Linked DNA regions of Homo sapiens: region 1 is linked to region 2. The links are chromatin loops, found by intact Hi-C in ENCODE. Cell type or tissue: right lobe of liver. All regions are shown on one strand. Each heading gives the region's core, and the rest is flanking DNA. Links, peaks and the distances in the headings are about the cores only. Region 1 overlaps ELMO1 (engulfment and cell motility 1). Region 2 overlaps ELMO1 (engulfment and cell motility 1).

Region 1 (5,382 bases), core at 218-5,217, 180 kb after region 2:
ATGGTCTCGATCTCCTGACCTCGTGATCTGCCCACCTCGGCCTCCCAAAGTGCTGGGATTACAGGCGTGAGCCACCACGCCTGGCCGCCTTTCTCTTCTAATACATTTTAGACTGATGGGAAGCAATAAAGGATCTAGCTTAGAGAGCTACTTATACCCCATCAACTTCTAAACACCATCAGATTCAATCCAAAGACTAAAAATCAACAAAATTCACCAAGTTGGGTCTTTTGTTTTTGAATTTTGTACTATTATCTGTTCAACATACAAGTAAAGTTAGTAAAAATATTTTAAAAATAAAAATTTGTCATTTGGAAGAACATAGTTTTGACATTTAAAAGATACAAGCTGGACAATAATAGAAGCTAGGAGTTATCAGAGCCTCCAATGACTATCCTGTAAGAAAATGTTCAAAGACAGAGCTGACTTAGAGTGAGTACACTCTCTGGAGGAAAAGAAAAAGCAATTCCATATGGAGAGTTTTAATTTTAGATGGCTTCTCTTGTCAACTTCATTTCTGTTCCTCCCCTTCGTTGAAAATCGCTGTTCTCAGAAATTGTGTAAAGGGTTGAGGGTGGAGAGAGAATTGTCTGTGCTTACATTAAAAAAAAAAAAAAGTCATCTCAAACTGAAGTCCTCTTCTGAGGCACTTAAGATAGTTCAAGAAGAGAAATTTACCCTCAATATCTAGGAAATGTTCTCTCTGTATTTCTCTGAACATAAGAAAGTCTAAGTGAGACATTTCAAGACATCCTTCATTTCATTTCCTCCCTGCATTCCTATCCAAAAGGCCAAAACACCAAAACTAGCTTATTATTCCTGCTATTCTTTCATAGACTTCATCAGCTGAATGCAGAAAAAGTAAGATTTGCTGTAAATGGAGGAGCTAAGCTACTATCAGAAGGTACTAATAACCTTGATTAGGATATTAGAGTCTATAGATAGTGGTCAAAGGGCTTGTCTTAGGCGAGTACATTGCCGACAATACCAGAACTAGAACTCAAGCCAACTACTCGATTTCCAAGTAGTACATTTATATGTTACGCTGAGAAGGAAAATTGCTATCTTCCTTACAACATTGAAGCTAAAAAAAAATTTGTTCCATGTACGGGTATAAGTACTGCATGCTTGATACAGCAAACAGAGGTTTCCATTGACTATTTTCATTGAGTCCAAATTTCCCTTAACTAGCAGACGGCTCTTACTCATCTCAGCAAGCTCCTAGCAGATTGACTTTTTACTGTGCAAGGAGTAGAAGTCAGCAGGGAACTCGGATCCTGAAACAATAAGAAAATTGAGTTGAGATGGATATGTAAGAACCTTCTGTTATAGTAAACAACGTTCACAAGACTTGACTTTCCTCTTCAACGAAATGTGAAATAGCATTTCCTGTATCTTAATTTAATCTGCCTAATAAAATGTTTATAAATGGATTACATCATCTGCAACTGCACAGAATTTAAGGCAAACTCACTTAACTCTAGAGATGCACTCTTTGAAATTGTATTTAGAGACTATGTGATATCCTGTATTCTCTGTCCTGGCCAGTATGGACCAGCACCTAGGACTGCAGGCCACCTCTTCTTATTCATGCTATACCATCTTCTGGCCCAAAGTGACCATGTGAGGTTCCAAGAAAAAGGACCATTGAGGGAGTACAAGCCACGTCACAGAGATCCCCACTGATGGAAGGAAGCAATGGAGTAGATGGCCAAAAACTCTTTGAATGTTATTTCAAATCTGCCTCGGATTATACATTGGACCTATTATAAGGGAATTTATTTCAAATTAAGTAGTGAAGCTACATTGCAAAAGCACAGATAGCTCCTAGTCCATGCTGCTGTTTCTGAGTGAATAACTAAATAAGTGAGCCTAAAGGGGTTTCAGCACAGTCCAAGTTTTCCCTCTCTCTGACCTTCTCCTCCAGCCCCATGGCAGCGTCTTGAGGAGATGTAACTCAAAACAGAAACCCAAGGTGAAATTCTTCTTGATCAAAGCCTGTTAAGCTCAAAACTTATATAGAGAAGAGAAAAGAAATATTTTCTTTTTAAAAGGTCTCTCTTTCCTCTTCAGCCTCTACTGAGAACCACCACCCCAAACCTGAAAGCCCCAAACAGACAGTGTCTGCTCGGCTGGCTTTAGTGAGGTTAGACAAAGATAAACCACATGGTGGTGGCTGCCCCAAGCCCCAGCAATTCCAAGAATTACTAACTGAATCCATGGCCACATCAGCCCATCTTCTGGTGAAGCTAACGTCATCTGGCTTGTGTCCTGAATAATACCTTAGTGATTATCTGAAGATCACTGATACTCAGCCCTGCTCTCTCTTTGCCTTGAATCTGCCCAATTACCTCATCAAATTCCTTAACGTATTAAATGAAACCATGACTGGGGGGCTTAAATCTTTAGTCTTCTGCCCTTCCCCATTCTACCCCAACTTATTTTACACATCTCAAGCAAATGAGAGCATCCATTCTATGCTTAATACCCTCCCACTTCCTTTTTCCTATAAAGATGCCCAGCGGTCATCTCACGTTTTTGTTAATCACTACACAACACCAAAGCCAAGAAAAGGACGAGATTCACTGCAACACTCATTCACGGAGGCAAACCTACTTCACTATGAATCTCTGTTCATTGTGTTTGGGGTTTAGAGAACTCTATTTAGGGGTCTAGTTTAATCACCAAAAATCGAGCCCCCTAAGATTAAAATGTTTTCTGATGATTTCTAAACAGCCGACGCAGGCATTGTGCCTAAAGAGGAAAGGGTCAGTTTGCCCCTGGGCTCCTGGACACATCAGCATGAAGCTTCAGAACTCATCAGCCATCTGTATCGAGCGGGCTATCTGAGGATGCATGTCAGAGCTCTTGTAATCCAGCATCCAGCAATTGAGCTTAAGTGTCACTCCTGGCTAGATATCCAGGCATGCCCCATGCCCACTAGGTCCCATGGGTACAACAAACTCCAGGCACCAGTACATGATGTTATTCATTGAACGGCACTCACTTTATGATCTGTGGCTGGCACACTGTTAATTACATGGCAAGGAGAGGTCAATATCAAGCTAAAATGGAACCCAGCTGTCCCACAATATAATCACGTCCACCTGAGACACTGAGCCGTCACCTTTAAATCACTTGTAAGCACTAGCTTTCATAGCCTCTCTTCTATCAATAAGCCACACCACAAATGCAGTCCCTGAATCCTGCAGTTTTTCAGCATAAAGCGACATTTTCTTAGCACACTCCAAATTTAAAGCCTATTTTCTCAATAAAAGAGGAAAGGGGTTAAGAATGGTAAAAAATCAATGGCGAAGTGGGACCCGAGATAAAGTGGAGGGGGCAGAGAGAAAGGTGATATAGAAAAAAGGAGTGGAAGGGAAAAAAGGAAGGCGGGAAAAGAAAAGAGAAACAGCATTTGAAACACTGCAAAGAGAAAATGATCAGCAGAATAATAAGGAGACAAAGAAAAGGAGTGAAAGAAAAATAGGTTGGGTAGTTTGGTGAGATGAGCATATCCATAGTGTTTGTTCCTTCCAAATTTTGAATACGGGCTTCATAGCAAGCTGTTCACTACTACCAACACCTTGTGCAATGCAAATTAGTCACTACCAAATCTCTACATTTGTCTGCAAATTTTCAATGTCCAGTTGGAACGGCATGCCAATAGTAACACATCACAGAAAGTATTGTCAGGCTGCAGAGTCAGTCCTCCCCTTAGGACAGCTGAAACCAAACAGCAGTTGAGACGGGCGGCCCACCATGGAGTTACACCCAGGGTCACCTTCCAACAGGTTTCTTAACCCTCTGGGGACACTTGGCTTTCACTCTTCCCCATGCCCAACTCAAAACCCAACAGGCTGGGCACTGTGGCTCATGCCTGTAATCCTAGCACTTTGGGAGGCCAAGGCAGGCAGATTGCCTGAGCTCAGGAGTTCGAGACCAGCCTGGGAAACATGGTGAAACCTTGTCTCTACTAAACATACAAAAAATTAGCTGGGCGTGGTGGTGCACGCCTGTAATCCCAGCTACTCGGGAGGCTGAGGCACCAGAATCACTTGAACCCAGGAGGCGGAGGTTGCAGTGAGCCGAGATTGTACCACTGCACTCCAGCCTGGGCGACAGAGTGAGATTCTGTCTCAAAGAAAAAACAAAACAAAACAAAACCAACAAACGACTCATGATCACTTTAGAATGGACAGTGTCTCTGTTCTCAGTGTATAAGAACATAGTTACTTTTAGTTCCAAGTTGAACTGCAATACCTGAAAATGATTTTCACAGCAGCATAGGATTCAGATTAGACACAAGAAAGAACTTTCAAGTGATGTTTGGAATGATATACAGGAGATCGTGGCTGGTTCTACAACAGTCTTTGGATATAGCTGAGAATATGCTGTCATTTACTAGAGATAATAATTTCAGTATAGCCTACAATGGGCTAGGCAAATTAATTTCAGAATGACCTTTAACATCTCAACAATTTCCCAAGCTCCCCAAAGACTCATCGACTGTTATACTTTCACTGTCATTTCCTAGAAAAGCTTCCTCAGAATCCTAACAATACTTTCAAAGAAAAGGACTGCTTCCTTATTGTCACCTCCTCCCTATGCATTGACAAAGTACTTTCTTATAAATGACAATGTGCTAAAAATAGTCACAAATAAAACAAAACAAAAAGCAACATATAGCCTAACGACCATGAAAGTCTCCAAATATTTTGGTCTATCGCAGTGAGATAACTGAAAAGGAAACAGAAAGCTGTAAGAATAAAAATGTACAATATAATATTGCTTACAAAAATACTAGAACATTGAATGTCCAGTACTTAAAAATATCAAAATATATACAATGCATCAACCCAATGGAATGAACAGCCATAAAAGTAATTGTGGTATAACAATATGAAAAAGTGCTTGTGAGATAATGCTTCAAGTAAAACATAGAATAATCTTTTCCCTCCTATTACAATTATTTGACCATTTACAAAATGACCAAAAACTGGAAGCAAACAGGAAACAAAAATAACTAACGGATGCACTGTCATGGAAACATGGAACACATTTTCTTTTATTTCTCTATTACTTTTATGCTGATATTGGTTGCAGTAAACAAAAGTTAGAAGACAAAGTAAAGAAGGGAAAAGGAAAACACAGTTATAGCTTTTAGACGACTATATAATCAACGTCAGACAATACTGGCATAGACCAATATGGAAGACACAGCTCAATGCCTAAGTACGGATATGGTGTAGCCATTAAAAATGCTTAGGAAGGACTGTAGATGTATCTTCCAGTGGGAAAAGTGACCCAGCAGAAATGGACATTGTATGTTACAAACTAGATAAAAGGTGGGAAGAAGAGTTTCCAGTGGAACTGAAATTA
Region 2 (5,382 bases), core at 100-5,099:
CAAATATACCATGGAAATGAACTCCAGAATTGCAGGCTGATGAAAAATCAAGCCAGAAGGAAAAATGAAAATGCCAAAATTCTCAGCTGAGTCTTGCCAAGCGCATCCACTGGCAATATGGTGACAAAAAGCGACTGGGCCAATGGTAGGATATCCTTTAGATGGTGCAAAATGAGAAACAGCTTCTTCACCATCGGAAAAGGAAAGCTTCATCACATCCTCCTTGGTTTTCAGATCTAATGAATAAGTAAACCTCTTCCAATTCCAAAACACACCCATTTCACATGCAAATAATTCTACCTTTTGAGAAAAAAACTAGTTTCTGATATTCTCATTAGAGGACAAATTTCATTGCAGTGTGTAGAGATTAAACCCACGGCTCACCATGTTTTTTCAAATGGTTAGACATTTCATGCCCTTACTTTTTCTGCTTTTTCTTCTCACACATTCACAGGTATTTTATCAAATGAAAAGGCTCACAGATAACCTATGCATTCCGGTCTCCTGTGACAACAGGGATTACACTACATCAGAAAAGAGTGCATCAGGGATGCGGGGAAGAATATAGGGTCTGATGAGCAAGACAGAAACCAACAAGGTCAAGAACACAAGCAGACTCAGCTTACCCTGGCAAGCAAGGAAGAAGAAGAAGAAACTAGAGATGAAGGCAGTCAATTCCAGGGAGGTCATGTTCTGAAGGGGGTGGACAAAGCAGAGAAGCTTAAAGGGGGATCCAAGAGGTCTGTACAGAGCCAGATATGGAACCACAGGGGGAGGGTACCCATAGGCCCAATGAGTCACCATATGAAATTCTAGGGTGAGTCCTGTTTAAACCCAGTTGTTTTAACTTTGGATCTTGGTAGTAAGTTGGCTTTATCAGAAACCAGTCACACAATGAATATCAGCAACAACACATAACCTCTCTAAACAAACCAACTAAGTGTGTGCCTAGTCTTAGTGAACCAGCACTGCCATCACAAAAACAGGATTGCTGTTCTTAAACCCATCTTTCAATAGCAACAGCATGTAAGAGCCAGATCGCTTCAAACTGTTCTCTATCTATGAATACTTCCAATCAAAGGAAGCTTTGAAATGTGAACCATGACCCCTAAGCAAATGATATTTGACAGGCTATTCTCAATCTTCATCAAGAATAAGCTCTATAACATAATTTGTGGAGAAATTAAATTTAGAAAAAAATATAATTTTATTTTATTGTCCAGTACTTGCCTGCAACTTGAAGCTACTAATTGCAGAAAAGAGTTAATTTGATATTAAAAATAAAAATTGGCCCTGAAGGGCAATAACCAATCCATGTATATACAATGGAAAAATGTATCCCTACCCCCACCAAGTCATCTCAAGCTAAATTTAGAACATGGTTTCCAAAATGCATTGCCTACAATTCTCTCCACACAATGAAAAGCATGAGAACGACGAAGCAAATCTTTGAAACAATCACATACACTGAACCTTGAATAAGTGCTCTTGCTTATGTTTTGTGAGAGTCTATTGTGTTGGACCTCTCAGCTATTCTGAACATACACTGAGAAAACATATTTCACACACAAAAAAATCCCAGTGGGAAGTGAGGAGTTGGTGCATTTATTCAAGTAATATTTAGGAAGTGCCTGAGATAATGCAATTTAACATGTCGCCCTGTGTTTCCTTCAAGTCTTGGGAACCCAAGAATACAGCCTTAATGTCTTGAAAACAATAAAGTTCCATTTATTACATTTTCTGTTCATGAATTTCATTATATTTAATATCTTTTCCAAGCAGACTCTATTCTGCTCACCTGGAGAGCTTCTATTCATATGATGCTCCCTTAAATAAAGTTCTTCCTCTATGTAATTTTTCCTTTGCATTCTTTCCATACAATATATGTGCTATGGCTATTGCACACTTAGCTCTTTTCACAGCTCTCACCAATACTGGGAACCCTCTAGGGCTGGTTTTACTAATACAACACCAGGAATACCATCTCTAGATGTATCTGTTAACTTAGCCAAGAAGACAAAATCCTACTGCAAACCTTAAACTTAGAGAGGTTATACAAGCCTTCTTCTGAGTACTTCTGTCATTCTATCCAGCATCGTAGGTACAGCCATGGGGATGAGGATATCTGAAAACATCTCAATGACTCATCCCCTGTTGTCTCCCATTCCTTCCTCCTCCCACTCCTGCAATCTCAGTCTGAGAGGGACTAGGGTGCTCTGTGTAGAAGCACTCCTGAACACTACCCCTTTCAGAAATCCATTTTACAAGCATTCTAGGTGCTGGGTCCAGCTCTGTCTGCAATGTGGCTTACTTTCTTAAGTGTATCACATCTGCTTAGAACTTCCTTCCAGTTAATGAGTCTTTCTTGAATCAAGCCTGAAGGGCTTTTGATCTCAGTACCAATCAACTTCAGGCTAAGATGCTGGGCACTAGCTGGGCTGGCAAAGCTGGCCCAAACCCAGGCTCTATTTCAAGGAAGAATAAACAAACTTAGCCTGAAGTTATAACATGGAATGTCAAGATAAAGAAATTCCTCCTAGACTGACACCACTGCTCAGACCACACCTGGAGCTTGGTGCCAGTTCCACACCCACAAAATTTAAAGTGTTTCTTTAAAAAAATGATTGTAAGATAATACATGTTAGGTAGCAAAGATGGGGAACATTAAAGACATAGTAAAAAAGAAAAATATAATTAATCACACTATGCAGAAGAAACCATTTTTCTTTCAAACCCACAACCCAACATCATAGAAGCCATTGTTAAAATCATTCAACCTGGCTGGGTGCCGTGGCTCACGCTTGCAATCCCAGCACTTTGGGAGACCGCAGTGAGCAGATCATGAGGTCAGGAGATCAAGACCATCCTGGCCAACATTGTGAAACCCCGTTTCTACTAGAAGTACAAAAATTAGCTGGGCATGGTGGTGCACACCTTTAGTCCCAGCTACTTGGGAGGCTGAGGCAGGAGAATCGCTTGAACCCAGGATGTGGAGGTTGCAGTGAGCCAAGATCACGCCACTGCACTCTACCCTGGTGACAGAGTGAGACTCTGTCTCAAAAAAAAAAAAAATCATTCAATCCTTTTTAGTTTGTAGTTTTATTTAGTTGAGATATAATTTTGCAGGCTGCTCTACTCACATTTAATATACTACAAAACATGTTTCTGATATTTAGATACTATTCATGAATATCATTCTGAATGAGTAAAAAAAATTTTAACAGATAAATAAATGTATCCATAAATTAATTTATCAATCCCCACTGTTGAATAGTTGGGCTATTTTCAATTTCTCACTCGTAAGTAACAATGAAATGAACATCTATATGCACATCTTTGTTTTCCCCCCTTGAATGACTATGATTCTAAATGGCTGTATTATACAAATGAGATAATCTACAAATGAGATAATCAATGTTGGTGAATTTCCAACATTGAGCCAAAGGATGATGAGCCAAAGGAACCTTGTCTCCTCCCCATGCAGAGGGGTGTAATTGACCTCACAAACAGCTGGAAGCCAGGGATCTCCAGACTCAGCCCAGCGTGGTTTGGGAAGGGAAGTCTTTGCCATCATCTCAGCCCTGTCTGTGTGGGAGCACATTCCAGCATGAAAAATCAATTGGCTTTTGTCAGACAATAAATATCACCAAAAGAAAATCCAAAGACGTTTTTAAGACAGAAAAAAATATTCCCTTTCCTTTTCTTTTGGAAATAGCTTAATTTTTTTCATCTTGGTCTTAAAAGAAATCGCCACTAGAAGAATCACTCTTTTTCCTGTCATAGCCACACAATGCCCTTCAATGCCAAACTGAGTCCATAAGACTGTTTGTTCTGTAGATTGCAAAGTTTGTCCTAGAGTGTGCTTTTTCCTTTTAAGACCTTATCAGCTGATTTAAAAATAAACATTATTAGCTATTTTTTTCAACAATAGGATAAAAATTCAATTTAAGTAACATTTGTTAAGCTCATATATATTTCTTTCTTTTTGGTAGGCACTCTGGGGTAGAAAGGTGAGTGAGAATCAGTCCTGGTTCTTAGGGGTAGAGTCAAGAAACAGAGAGAGTAGATATGATTTTCAAGCCTTTGGAATTCTGCAGCATTGCCTCAAGGTAGCCATGAGGTGGGACAGAGAATGAATGGGAACCCATTTAAATCAAAGATAATTGGCTAAAATAAGTTTCCGAACTTAGCATATAGCTGAGTAAGTTAAGTGCTACAAGAGAGGGGAAGAAAAGTGAACATAAGAGGGAAAATTCCTCCTGTCCCCATGGAGGGACTTTGCAGGGCCCATGAGTTGGGCCTTGAAGGACAGGCAGATTTTTCACCGGAAAGAGTGAAGGTTCCTCCTTGCTGAGGGAACACAATCAGGGACAGATACTGGGAAGTGCAAGGCATGCTGGGCACTCAGTATGACTAACGATAGGTTAGTAGGAGGTGTGCTGCTAGACGTAATAGACATGTTGTTTGGAAGAGTGGTTTAGGACAGAATGTGGAGTTTTTCTATCCTGCTGGAAGAAGAGAGAGCCAGAGGTTTTTGAAGACAGATGTCTCATGAGAAGAGCTGTGTCCTAGAAAGGTGTTTCTGGCAGCTAGGGGAGAGAGAACTTAGGCTTGGGTCAAGTCCAGATTTAGGAAGACCAATTAAAAAACAAACACATCGTCTACACAAGAGATGATGGTGGCGGGAAGGCAGGATACAGAACAAACTGAGTCCATAAGTGAAAGGCACAGGGTGGCTAAGCTATGACAGGAGAAAGTGATTCTTGAGAGGAATGATTTCTTTTAAGACCAGAAAAAAAATTTAAGCTATTTCCAGGAGAGAAGGAAAATGATTTTGTTTTTTTCTGTCTTAACAACACCTTTAGATTTTCTTTTGGTGGTATTTATGGCCTGACAAAAGCCAATTGATTTTTCATGCTGGCATGTGTTCCTGCACAGAGACTGGGGCTGAGATAATGGTGCAGGAAAGTGGAGTCACAGCATTAAAAGGCAGGTGGCCCTTCTCATAGAGTGGTGAATCAGTAGGACTTGGGGACCTACTAGAGAGAAAAGGTAGGGAAGCCAGAGATCTCTCCTGGATTTCAAGTCCAAGATATGGGGTGATTGTGGTGTCACTCCTGGAGTTAGAGCCCACAGAAGCAGCAGCAGGAACGGAGCCATGAGAATGGAGAGTTTAGCTTTGGACATCCCGAGTTTGAGGAGTCTGCAGACCATCCACAGGGGTGGAGCTCAGAAGACGATGAGGGTGGAATTCTGTCTGCCTCAGGTGCTGGTTGAAGGTGGGGAGGAGGCAGTGGTAGGAGAGGAAAAGAGGAGGGCCTCAGGGAATGCCTGTGCTAAAGGGGTCAGTGCCATGGGAATGAGGAATGGAGAGGATCCCAG

What was found. A loop is a pair of places that touch in the nucleus more often than their neighbours do. Peaks named below come from ENCODE experiments on the same cell type or tissue, not always from the same donor. Only the 100,000 strongest peaks of a DNase experiment are listed, where the experiment ranks them.
Region 1: a loop joins it to region 2, with 2.3 times the contacts of the local background. A loop is called at or near these places in 78 of 110 quality-filtered maps.

Annotation. Positions count from the first base shown.
Region 1 is chr7:37,171,706-37,177,087 of GRCh38, forward strand. All of the region lies in intron 13 of ELMO1 (engulfment and cell motility 1), which reads right to left. Among named protein-coding and RNA genes, the nearest start is that of ELMO1-AS1, 180 kb to the left of the region's middle. In right lobe of liver, for the core only: no CTCF peak of the experiment used is centred there; no DNase peak of the experiment used is centred there.
Region 2 is chr7:36,992,449-36,997,830 of GRCh38, forward strand. All of the region lies in intron 16 of ELMO1 (engulfment and cell motility 1), which reads right to left. It overlaps ELMO1-AS1 (ELMO1 antisense RNA 1), which reads left to right and starts at 5,348. Exons shown (of 3, transcript NR_104120.1): 1 at 5,348-5,382. In right lobe of liver, for the core only: no CTCF peak of the experiment used is centred there; no DNase peak of the experiment used is centred there.